2 separate regions of the Homo sapiens genome follow, and region 1 is linked to region 2. A link is an interaction called in ENCODE POLR2A ChIA-PET data of the cell type or tissue named here. Cell type or tissue: IMR-90. All regions are shown on one strand. Region 1 overlaps EFCAB5 (EF-hand calcium binding domain 5). Region 2 overlaps SSH2 (slingshot protein phosphatase 2).

What was found. ChIA-PET counts read pairs that join two places held together with the same protein. Peaks named below come from ENCODE experiments on the same cell type or tissue, not always from the same donor. Only the 100,000 strongest peaks of a DNase experiment are listed, where the experiment ranks them.
Region 1: POLR2A ChIA-PET joins it to region 2 with 15 read pairs; 3 of 35 experiments call an interaction of 5 or more read pairs at or near these places.

What each region holds. Positions count from the first base shown.
Region 1 is chr17:30,006,709-30,011,708 of GRCh38, reverse strand. All of the region lies in intron 7 of EFCAB5 (EF-hand calcium binding domain 5), which reads right to left. Among named protein-coding and RNA genes, the nearest start is that of EFCAB5, 68 kb to the right of the region's middle. In IMR-90, no CTCF peak of the experiment used is centred here; no DNase peak of the experiment used is centred here.
Region 2 is chr17:29,838,116-29,843,115 of GRCh38, reverse strand. All of the region lies in intron 2 of SSH2 (slingshot protein phosphatase 2), which reads left to right. Among named protein-coding and RNA genes, the nearest start is that of SSH2, 90 kb to the left of the region's middle. In IMR-90, no CTCF peak of the experiment used is centred here; a DNase peak (open chromatin) is centred at 2,065.

The DNA.
Region 1 (5,000 bases), 170 kb before region 2:
AGCCCAAAATCTCCTTAAGCTGATAACCAACTTCAGCATAGTCTCAGGATACAAAAATCAATCTGCAAAAATCACAAGCATTCTGATACACCAATAACAGACAAACAGAGAGCCAAATCATGAGTGAACTCCCATTCACAATTGCTACAAAGAGAATAAAATACCTAGGAATCCAACTTACAAGGGATGTGAAGGACCTCTTCAAGGAGAACCACAAACCACTGCTCAATGAAATAAAAGAGGGCACAAACAAATGGAAGAACATTCCATGCTCATGGATAGGAAGAATCAATATCGTGAAAATGGCCATACTGCCCAAGGTAATTTATAGATTCAGTGCCATCCCCATCAAGCTACCAATAACTTTCTTCACAGAATTGGAAAAAACTACTTTAAAGTTCATATGGAATCAAAACAGAGCCTGCATCGCCAAGACAATCCTAAGCCAAAAGAACAAAGCTGGAGGCATCATGCTACCTGACTTCAAACTATACTACAAGGCTACAGTAAGCAAAACAGCATGGTACTGGTACCAAAACAGATATATAGACCAATGGAACAGAACAGAGGCCTCAGAAATAACACCACACATCCACATATCTACAGCCATCTGATCTTTGACAAACCTGACAAAAACAAGAAATGGGGAAAGGATTCCCTATTTAATAAATGGTGCTGGGAAAACTGGCTAGCCACATGTAGAAAGCTTAAACTGAATCCCTTCCTTACAAAAATTAATTCAAGATGGATTAAATACTTAAATGTTAGACCTAAAACCATAAAAACCCTAGAAGAAAACCTAGGCATTACCATTCAGGACATAGGCATGGGCAAGGACTTCATGAATAAAACACCAAAAGCAATGGCAACAAAAGCCAAAATAGACAAATGGGATCTAATTAAACTAAAGAGCTTCTGCACAGCCAGAGAAACTACCATCAAAGTGAACAGGTAACCTACAGAACGGGACAAAATTTTTGCAATCTACCCATCTGACAAAGGGCTAACATCCAGAATCTACAAAAAACTTAAACAAATTTACAAGAAAAAATCAAACAACTGCATCAAAAAGTGGGCAAAGGATATGAACAGACACTTTTCAAAAGAAGACATTTATGCAGCCAACAGACATGAAAAAATGCTCATCATCACTGGTCATCAGAGAAATGCAAATCAAAACCACAATGAGATACCATCTCACACCAGTTAGAATGGTGATCATTAAAACGTCAGGAAACAACAGGTGCTGGAGAGGATGTGGAGAAATAGGAACACTTTTACACTGTTGGTAGGAGTGTAAACTAGTTCAACCATTGTGGAAGACAGTGTGGCAATTCTTCAAGGATCTAGAACTAGAAATATCATTTGACCCAGTGATCCCATTACTGGGTATATACCCAAAGGATTATAAATCATGCTACTATAAAGACACATGCACACGTATGTTTATTGCGGCACTATTCACAATACCAAGGACTTGGAACCAACCCAAATATCCATCAATGATAGACTGGATTAAGAAAATGTGGCACATATATACCATGGAATACTATGCAGCCATAAAAAAAGATGAGCTCATGTCCTTTGTAGGGACATGGATGAAGCTGGAAACCATCATTCTGAGCAAACTATCACAAGGACAGAAAACCAAACACCGCATGTTCTCACTCATAGGTGGGAATTGAACAATGAGAACACTTGGACATAGGACACATTACACACCGGGGCCTGTCATGGGGTCGGGGGATGGAGGAGGGATAGCATTAGGAGAAATACCTAATGCAAATGACGAGTTAATGGGTGCAGCAAACCAACACGGCACATGTATACATATGTAACAAACCTGCATGTTGTGCACATGTACCCTAGAACTTAAAGTATAACAAAAAAAAAAGAAAAGAAAACAATCTGGCAGTTCCTCAAAAGGTTAAACACAAAGTTATCACATGACCCAACAATTCCACTCCCAAGAGAACAGAAAACACATATTCATGTAAAAACTTAGGCACAAATGTTCATAGTGGTATTATTTACAGTAGCCAAAAAATGAAAACAACCGAAATGTCCACCAACTGATGAGTGGATAAATAAAAGGTAGTATGTTCATAAAAAGGAATATCATTTGGCAATAAAAAGAAATGAAGTACTGATACATGCTACAACATGGAGTAACCTTGAAGACATTATGACAAGTACAAGAAGCCAAAAACAAAAGACCACATATTGTATATTCCATATATATGAAATGTTCAGAATAGACAAAGCTATGGAGACAGAAAGAGATTTGTGGCTGCCTAGGGCTGGAGGTTTGGAAGGAAATGGGGAGTGACTGCTAATGGGTATGAAGTTTCTTTTGTGGGTGAAAATGTTCTAAAATGGATTGTTTTAATGGTTGTACTCCTCTGCAAATATACTAAAGCCCATTCAATTGTACACTTTAAATGGGTATAAGGTAGGTATAGTAGGTTGGATAATGGCTCTCGAAGATGTAAAGTCCTAATCCCTGGATCTGTAAATGCTTCCTTATATGGGAAAAGAGTCTTTGCAGATGTGATTAAGGATTTTGAGATGGGGAGATTATCCTAAATTATCTAGGTAGACCCTAAAATGCAATCACATATATCCTTTTAAGAAGGAGATTTCTCAGACAGGAGAAGAAAAGGCAATGTGACCACAAAGACAGGGACTGGTGATGCAGCCACAAGTAAAGGAATGCCAACAGCCACCAGAAGTTGGAAGAGCCAAGGAACAAATTCTTCCACAGACCCTCCTGAGAGAAGTGCAGCCCTGCCAGCACCTTCATTTTGGCCCAGTGATACTGATCTTGGACTTCTGGCCTCCAGAGCTGTGAGAAAATAAATGTCTGCTGTTTTCAGCAACCAAGTTTGCAGTAATTTGCTACAGCAGCCACAGGAAATAAATGCAGTTTGTAAATTATATCTGAATAAAGCTGCTACCAAAAAAAGTTTAAAAATCTGCACAATTATTGTAAATTTTTTACCTTTTATTTATATTTTTATATATTCTATTACAATGTGCTATAAACTCATAAAGCTTAAGAGAGTCCTATTAACTTCATTAATTTTAAATTTTAAAATATAAAAAAATTTTTTTTTTTTGAGATGGAGTCTTGCTCTGTCACCCAGGCTGGAGTGCAGTGGCATGATCTCAGCTCGCTGCAACCTGTCTCCTGGGTTCAAGTGATTCTCCTGCCTCAGCCTCCCAAGTAGCTGGGACTACAGGCACATGCCACTATGCCCAGCTAATTTTTGTATTTTTGGTAGAGACAGGATTCACCATGTTGGCCAGGCTGGTCTTGAACTCTTGACCTCCAACGGTCTGCCTGCCTCGGCCTCCCAAAGTGCTGGGATTACAGGCGTGAGCCACCTCACCCAGCCTTAAAATATAAAATTTTCACATTTACAAATATAAAAAATAGTCTTGATCTCATTAAATGATTTTTAACCTTGAAATCTGCTTTTTGTTTATTTACTTGTTTATTTAATGTATCTGCTATTCCTTTAACAATTTTCTTATTTTCATCTTTTTTCATCCTTTTATATTAGATGTTTAGCTTATAAAATGCATATAGTACAGCTTTTATTTTTTTAATCAGCAAAACCCATCAATCATTAGATTGCTATTGACTTAATAGATTGGGGGATTGGGGAAGAGAGGAAAACATACTGCTTTATCAAATGACGCAGCTTTTCGTTTTTTTGTTTTGAGACAGGGTCTCACTCTGTTGCCCAGAGTGCAGTGGTGCAATCATGGTTCACTGCAGCCTGACTTCCCAGGCTCAAGCAATCCTCCTAGGTCTCAGCCTCCTGAGTAGCTGGGATTACAGGCGTGAGCCACCATGCCTGGCTATGTTTTTAATTTTTTGTACAGACAGGGTCCCACTATGTTGCCCGGGCTGGTCTTGAACTCCTAGGCTCAAGCGATCCTCCAGCCTTGGCCTTCCAAAATGGTGGTATAACAGGTGTGGGTCACCACTCTGGGCTAAATGATGCACCCTGATTTCAGAGATGCAAAAGGAAAACCACTCATCTTGGAATTATGGAAATATGATTGTTTGGACTTCCTGTTTAGAAGTCTCTAACCACACAGAAGAATAGGAAAAGTTACATTTTAAACTGACATGGTCAGAGAAGACCTCTGTCTCTACAAATTGGGAAGAACGAGGGGTTCATTTTTACAATATTCTCTTAATAATAGTTTGTGTAATTTTTAAAAATTTACTCCAGTGATGTTACTTGGGCAGTTTATGAGTAAAATAAGACTCTGGAATAAATTTATTCCCAACTGAACAAGAATAAGAAGTCATACTCGATTTATCTTTTCATTTCAGTCTGGCAGATTAAATTGTATTTCCCAATAAATATGAAAAGATAATGGAGGGATGACAGCTTCATCAACAGCAGACAAAGTAACAAGAAGCCACATGGAACTAGGGTTTTCTTACCACTTCTAATTTATCCACTGCTTGTCTACCCATTTCTTCCCCTAATAAATCTTGGGATGACTGAAAAAATTTTACCTAATACTGTGTATGCTATTTGCAGCCGAGTTTGCTAAAAGCAAAAACAACAACAAAAAAGACTGTTTTCCATTCTTCTGGTTTTGATTTATCTTCTATCAACAGGACAATAGGTAGTGTATTAAAATATATACATTCTTGAAAAAATTCATGCTATACTCTTCTTTCTGTAAAAATCAAAATTTACATGGACACTAAAAAATCTCTCATTCAGCTGGGCGCAGTGGCTCACACCTATAATCCCAGCACTTTGGGAGGCAGAGGTGGAAGGATCGCTTGAATCCAGGAATTTGAGACCAGCCCGGGCAACATAGGGAGATTAATGTCCACAAAAATAAACAAAATTAGCCAGGCAAAGTGGCATGTGCCAGGCAAAGTGGCATCCCCCCTACTTGGGAGGCTGATGTGGGAGAATAACCTGAGCCCAGGAGGTTGAGGCTGCAGTGAGCCGAAATTGTGC
Region 2 (5,000 bases):
ACGTCCTGTCATTCCTGATAATTTGTATTTACTCTCTTCGTTTCTGCTATCTGTACCATGTGTATTTTCTGTTTATTTTTTCAGACTCATTTGCAGAACACCTTTCAGTAGCCAACATACACAAATAGAAAAAGGGGGGAAAAAGGGAAATTTGGTGCTAAGAAGATGAGTTTTATTATGAGTTTCAAATGGCCAGTTGGCCAATAGCAAACAGCTGCCCCACAGGAGTTTAGGATTACTTGAATTGTTTCTGCATCACCTCTGCTGCATTGTAGAGAGATTGTTAGGGCCCATCGTCAGAAAAAAGATAAAAAAAGTGTTGCTAGTGGCAAACATAGTTTTACCATGAACAATATCCTTATTTTTTACTTTGGAAGGGGTCTGATGCAAATTTACACTAATAGGAATGTGATGTTAAACTTATTTTGTTCCAGGTTAAGATGTAAGAAAGCATAGCTCAATGATTTTATCCCAGAATAATTATTATGAGAAATAATTTTCTTTTAAAAATCTTACGCTCTTGAGTGACATTTGAGGAGAAATAAGATTTGTAGTAATCTTGGGTACAAAGGCTATTTTTGAAATTAGCCTTATTTAACTCAGTGGTTCTCATTGTGGCTGCCCATTAGAATCACCTGATGATCTTTTTTTTTTTTTTTTTTGACACTGAGTCTCACTCTGTCGCCCAGGCTGGAGTGCAGTGGCGTGATCTCGGCTCACTGCAACCTGCGCCTCCCAGGTTCAAGAGATGCTCCTGCCTCAGCCTCCCAAGTATCTGGGATTATAGGTGCCTGCCATGACACTCAGCTAATTTTTGTATTTTTAGTAGAGACAGGGTTTCGTCATGTTAGCCAGGCTGGTCTTGAACTCCTGACCTCAGGTGACCCACCTGCCTCGGCCTCCCAGAGTGCTGGGGTTATAGGCATGAGCCACTGCGCCTGGCTGTGATGATCTTTTAAATTAATAACAGGGTCTCCTCCAGTTAAATCAGGATCTCTGTGAGTAGGGCCCAGGTATTGGTATTTTTTTAAATGCTTCCAGGATTATTCTAATATGAATCAAGGGTTAAGAACACTGGTTTGGGCTGGGGACAGTGGTGCACACCTGTAATCCCAGCACTTTGGGAGGCTGAGGCGGGAGGATCGCTTAAGCTCAGGAATTCAAGACCAGCCTGGGCAACAAAGCAAAACTCTGTCTCTACAAAAAAAAAAAAAAAAAAAAAATTAGCCAAGGGGGTGGTGTACTCCTATAGTCCCAGCTACTCGGGAAGCAGAGATGGGACGATCACTTGAGCCCAGAAGGTTGAGGCTGTAGTGAGCCAGGACTATGCCACTGCACTCCAGCCTGGGTGACAGAATGAGACCCTGTCTCAAGAAAAGAAAAAACAGAAAAAGAACACTGGTTTAACTCTAGCTATGCTAATTTTTGCACCTCCATATTAGAAATCTAATCTGCAACATTTGTAACATTGTAACATCTATTCCTTGAGCAGCAGGATAAAATGTGAGATAGACTACAATTTTTTAAGAGTTGGCTGTATGCATTTGATTACTCAGGTACAACACAATTAACTTACATTCTTTCTATTCAGTGAAATTCCTTGGCTAGTCTTCTGTTAAAAGCAAGATACTGAAATGAGATAATCCAAATCTAGTATAAATTTAAGTCAGTGAAGGGTAAAGTTTTCCATGTCTTTTCCATAAGGTATAAAGGGTATAAAGACTTATTCTTCCTGTGTCAACATTGCTAGGGAGCTAGAGTAAAGAAAAAATAATTAAAGATCACTTTATACTTTGTGTTTTATACTTTTACTGAAGTAAAATATACATACAGAAAAGTGTACTTATCTTGTGCTTTTATGTATAACAATGAATTTTCACAAACTGATGTTTTCACAAACACAGGTCAATCATGAAGTAAGTAACCTGTACCTAGATCAGGAAATGGAATATTACAACTCCTCAGTACTATTTCCCCCTTTGCCAATCCCTCCTTGCTCCTTTCAGTCACTACTGACTCACCCTCCCAGCCATCATACACCAGGAATAACCACTTTCCTGACTTCTTGACCATGTGATTTTGATGTGGCTATCAGGCTATGCTTTTTAGAGGGCTCTCTCAGACTTTCAGAATCAGAGAGAGGGCTCAGCATCATGTAGTAGTTAAAGAGCTCAAGTTGAAGGTTCAGACAATCTGGGTCAGAGCCCAGCTTCACCACTTACTGACTGTGACTTCACTCTAAGCCTCATTTCCCCTATCTATAAAATGGGAATAATAATAGTACCTATCCCATGGAGTTGTTAGAATTAAATGAGATAACTTATGTAAAGTGCTTAGAGGGCCTGGCGCATTATCTGTGCCAAGTAGAGAGCAGGGCAGATGCAGGATTCCCTCATGTCACCAGCTCTTCAACAGAGTCAAGGCAGTGCCACTGTTGTCTGCAGACATAATGAAGTTCATACTTCAGCTCTGGAGAAAAAGAAGAAGAAAAAGTGGGCATCCTGACCATCTTCCATTTTCTTCACCATCCCTAATTTGGCTTGTGGCTTGGCTAACTTGTGACAACTTCTAAAATATATTATTTAAGTACATGAAATGGCTATTGAAAGGCCAAAAATATTCTCTTAGACATCTTTATATTATCAATAGCTCTTAGCACAGTGATTTAATTGTAAATTGCACATAGTTGATGCCTTGGCTAAAGGAATCTAAAATGATACTTCAGACACACCATGCTCTCCTGTGCTGGATTTGTATTGGTCTAGGCTCCTGATCCCTCTTTTTACCAGAGTTGTATTTTTGAAACATCTGGCATGTTTCAAAGAATGCAGAAAGTGGCAGTGAAACAATTTGTAGGCAGAAACAAGGAGCCTCGGCCAAATTTGCAAAATTAACCAAATAAAAGCTCCAACTAGTTGAGTTATCTTGCTTCCATAATCTGAGGCAGGTCCTGCTGAGGTATATTTTCCTCTTATTTTGGTTTGGGAGAGCAAGCAAAACAGGAGGAGTTGTAGGTTTTCTCAGATTTTTAAGATTATAGCTTGGGAAAAATTTACCCTTTGGAAAGGGTGGGGTGAGGGGAAGGACCCCTTACTATGAGTACTTACCATGTGACACCCATTGTACTAAATGCTTTTTATACAGTTTAGTGTTGAATCCAAGTCTTTGAGGCAAATACTTTTAGTAGTCCCTGTTTAAAGGTGAGGAACCAGGCTTGCTTAAGGTATGTGACCATGCTGGTAGTGACAGCTAAGTCTGCCTGACACTCCCAGCCGGTGCTCTTTAACTTATGCTGGATTGCCTTTGCCCTTGAATGTAATGTTGTTATTCTGGTGCTAGGAGGTCAGGGTCAAATGCAGTAGTGATTCTCAACTCTAGTTTTATACAAGAATAATCTATAGAGTTTATTTTAAAAATATAGAAACTTAAGTCTCACTTTAGGAAGTTTCTTGTTCAGTAGGTCTTAAATGAGACCTGACATATTTCTTCTTCACAAAGGTCCATAGGTGATTGTGTGCCAGAGTTGAAAATCACAATTCTCAGAAATTCACTAGTGGGGAATTATAAGATTACAGATTTGGGGGCATCTGAAGACTGAATTTGGAATATTGTAAAGATACACTGTTATTGGAAGTACAGGGAAGGAAGAGTTAGCTTAATAATCAAGTTTCCTATTTCAGGAGGTAATGTTACAGCATCCTTGGGGTGTTGCTTTGCCAGCCAGAAACCTCTGTGGCCAATGGCGCCTTTGCCCAACTTTTGCTCTGGCCTGCTGGGCTCATTCCACCCACTCGGCCTGGCAGGTTACACATTACCGGCCTGGATCCCATACCTGCCAAGGGCGAGCCAGGCATGGGGTGGCGAGGGGTGTGTAAGCAAGGGTCCAGCCACTGTGCACAGCCAGGCACACTGGCTGCAATGGGAGAGGCAGAGCCTGATCTTTTGGCTTGGTATGACATCAGCCCCTGTTGCCATGGTGATGGAAGCCTGGCATACCATAAGCAGCCAGCTTCCACGGCTGACACTGGGGAACGTGATGGCTCCTGGAAGCTTAGAGATGCCAGGAACCACAGATCCCTAAAGAGGGTGTCACAACCCTGGCTCATTGAGCTCCTAGGTCTGGGTTCCCCAAAGGGCCACAGCTCTTCTCTCCTTATTGTCTTCTTTCCCTATTGTCGCCTGCAACATGGTGAGCAAAGGGCACGTTTCAGCCCTGTTTGTGTTACAGCTCTTTTAGCCCCGCCATTCGGCAGGTCCCGAATTCTTGTCCTGTGTCCAGGAAGAGTGAGGTATGCAGACAAGTGGAGGGTGTGCAAGGTGAAGAGATGCTTTATTGAGCGATAGAACAGCTCAGAGGAGACCCACAGTGGGTAGCTCCTCTCCATAGCCAGGGTGTTGTTCAGCTCTCAGCAGAGAGGGTGGCCCCTCTCTGCTAGGCAGGTCATCCCGATGAGTGTTCAGCTCCAACAGAGAGGGTAACTCCTCTCTACAGGCAGATCATCCCGTCCTCTCTTCTGGTCTGGCTGAGTCCGGGGCTTTTCATGGGCCTCAGAGGGAAGGAAGTGCATGCCAGTTGGTTCATGAGTGGACGTGGGCAGCCCAGAAAAAGCACTACAAATTCCCACTGCAGTCTGCGGGACCAGCAGCCTGGCCTCCATGCTTCAGGTCCTTCGTGGCTTGCAGGTGGGACTTCACCAGGGACTGACCATTGTCTGCCTAGGAGTCTGCCTGCTTCCTGCTTCCATTCATGGTGCCCAGGCTGTTCATGCCAAGGGGCACCTGCAGGCCAACACCAAGCTGCCCTTGGCCTGCCCCCTCAGCCTCCATCTCATGCTTGTCAGTGACCAAACCCAGTGTGTGGAGGGGACCAGGGTGCCAGGGGGCTGGCATGTCAGTGCTGCCTTGAGCATGCATACACGTGGCTGGGTTGCACCAGTGCCCAGGCTCAGCTTCAGCTTTGCTCCATGATCAGAGTGGGCACCAACAGCCAGGAGAAGCCA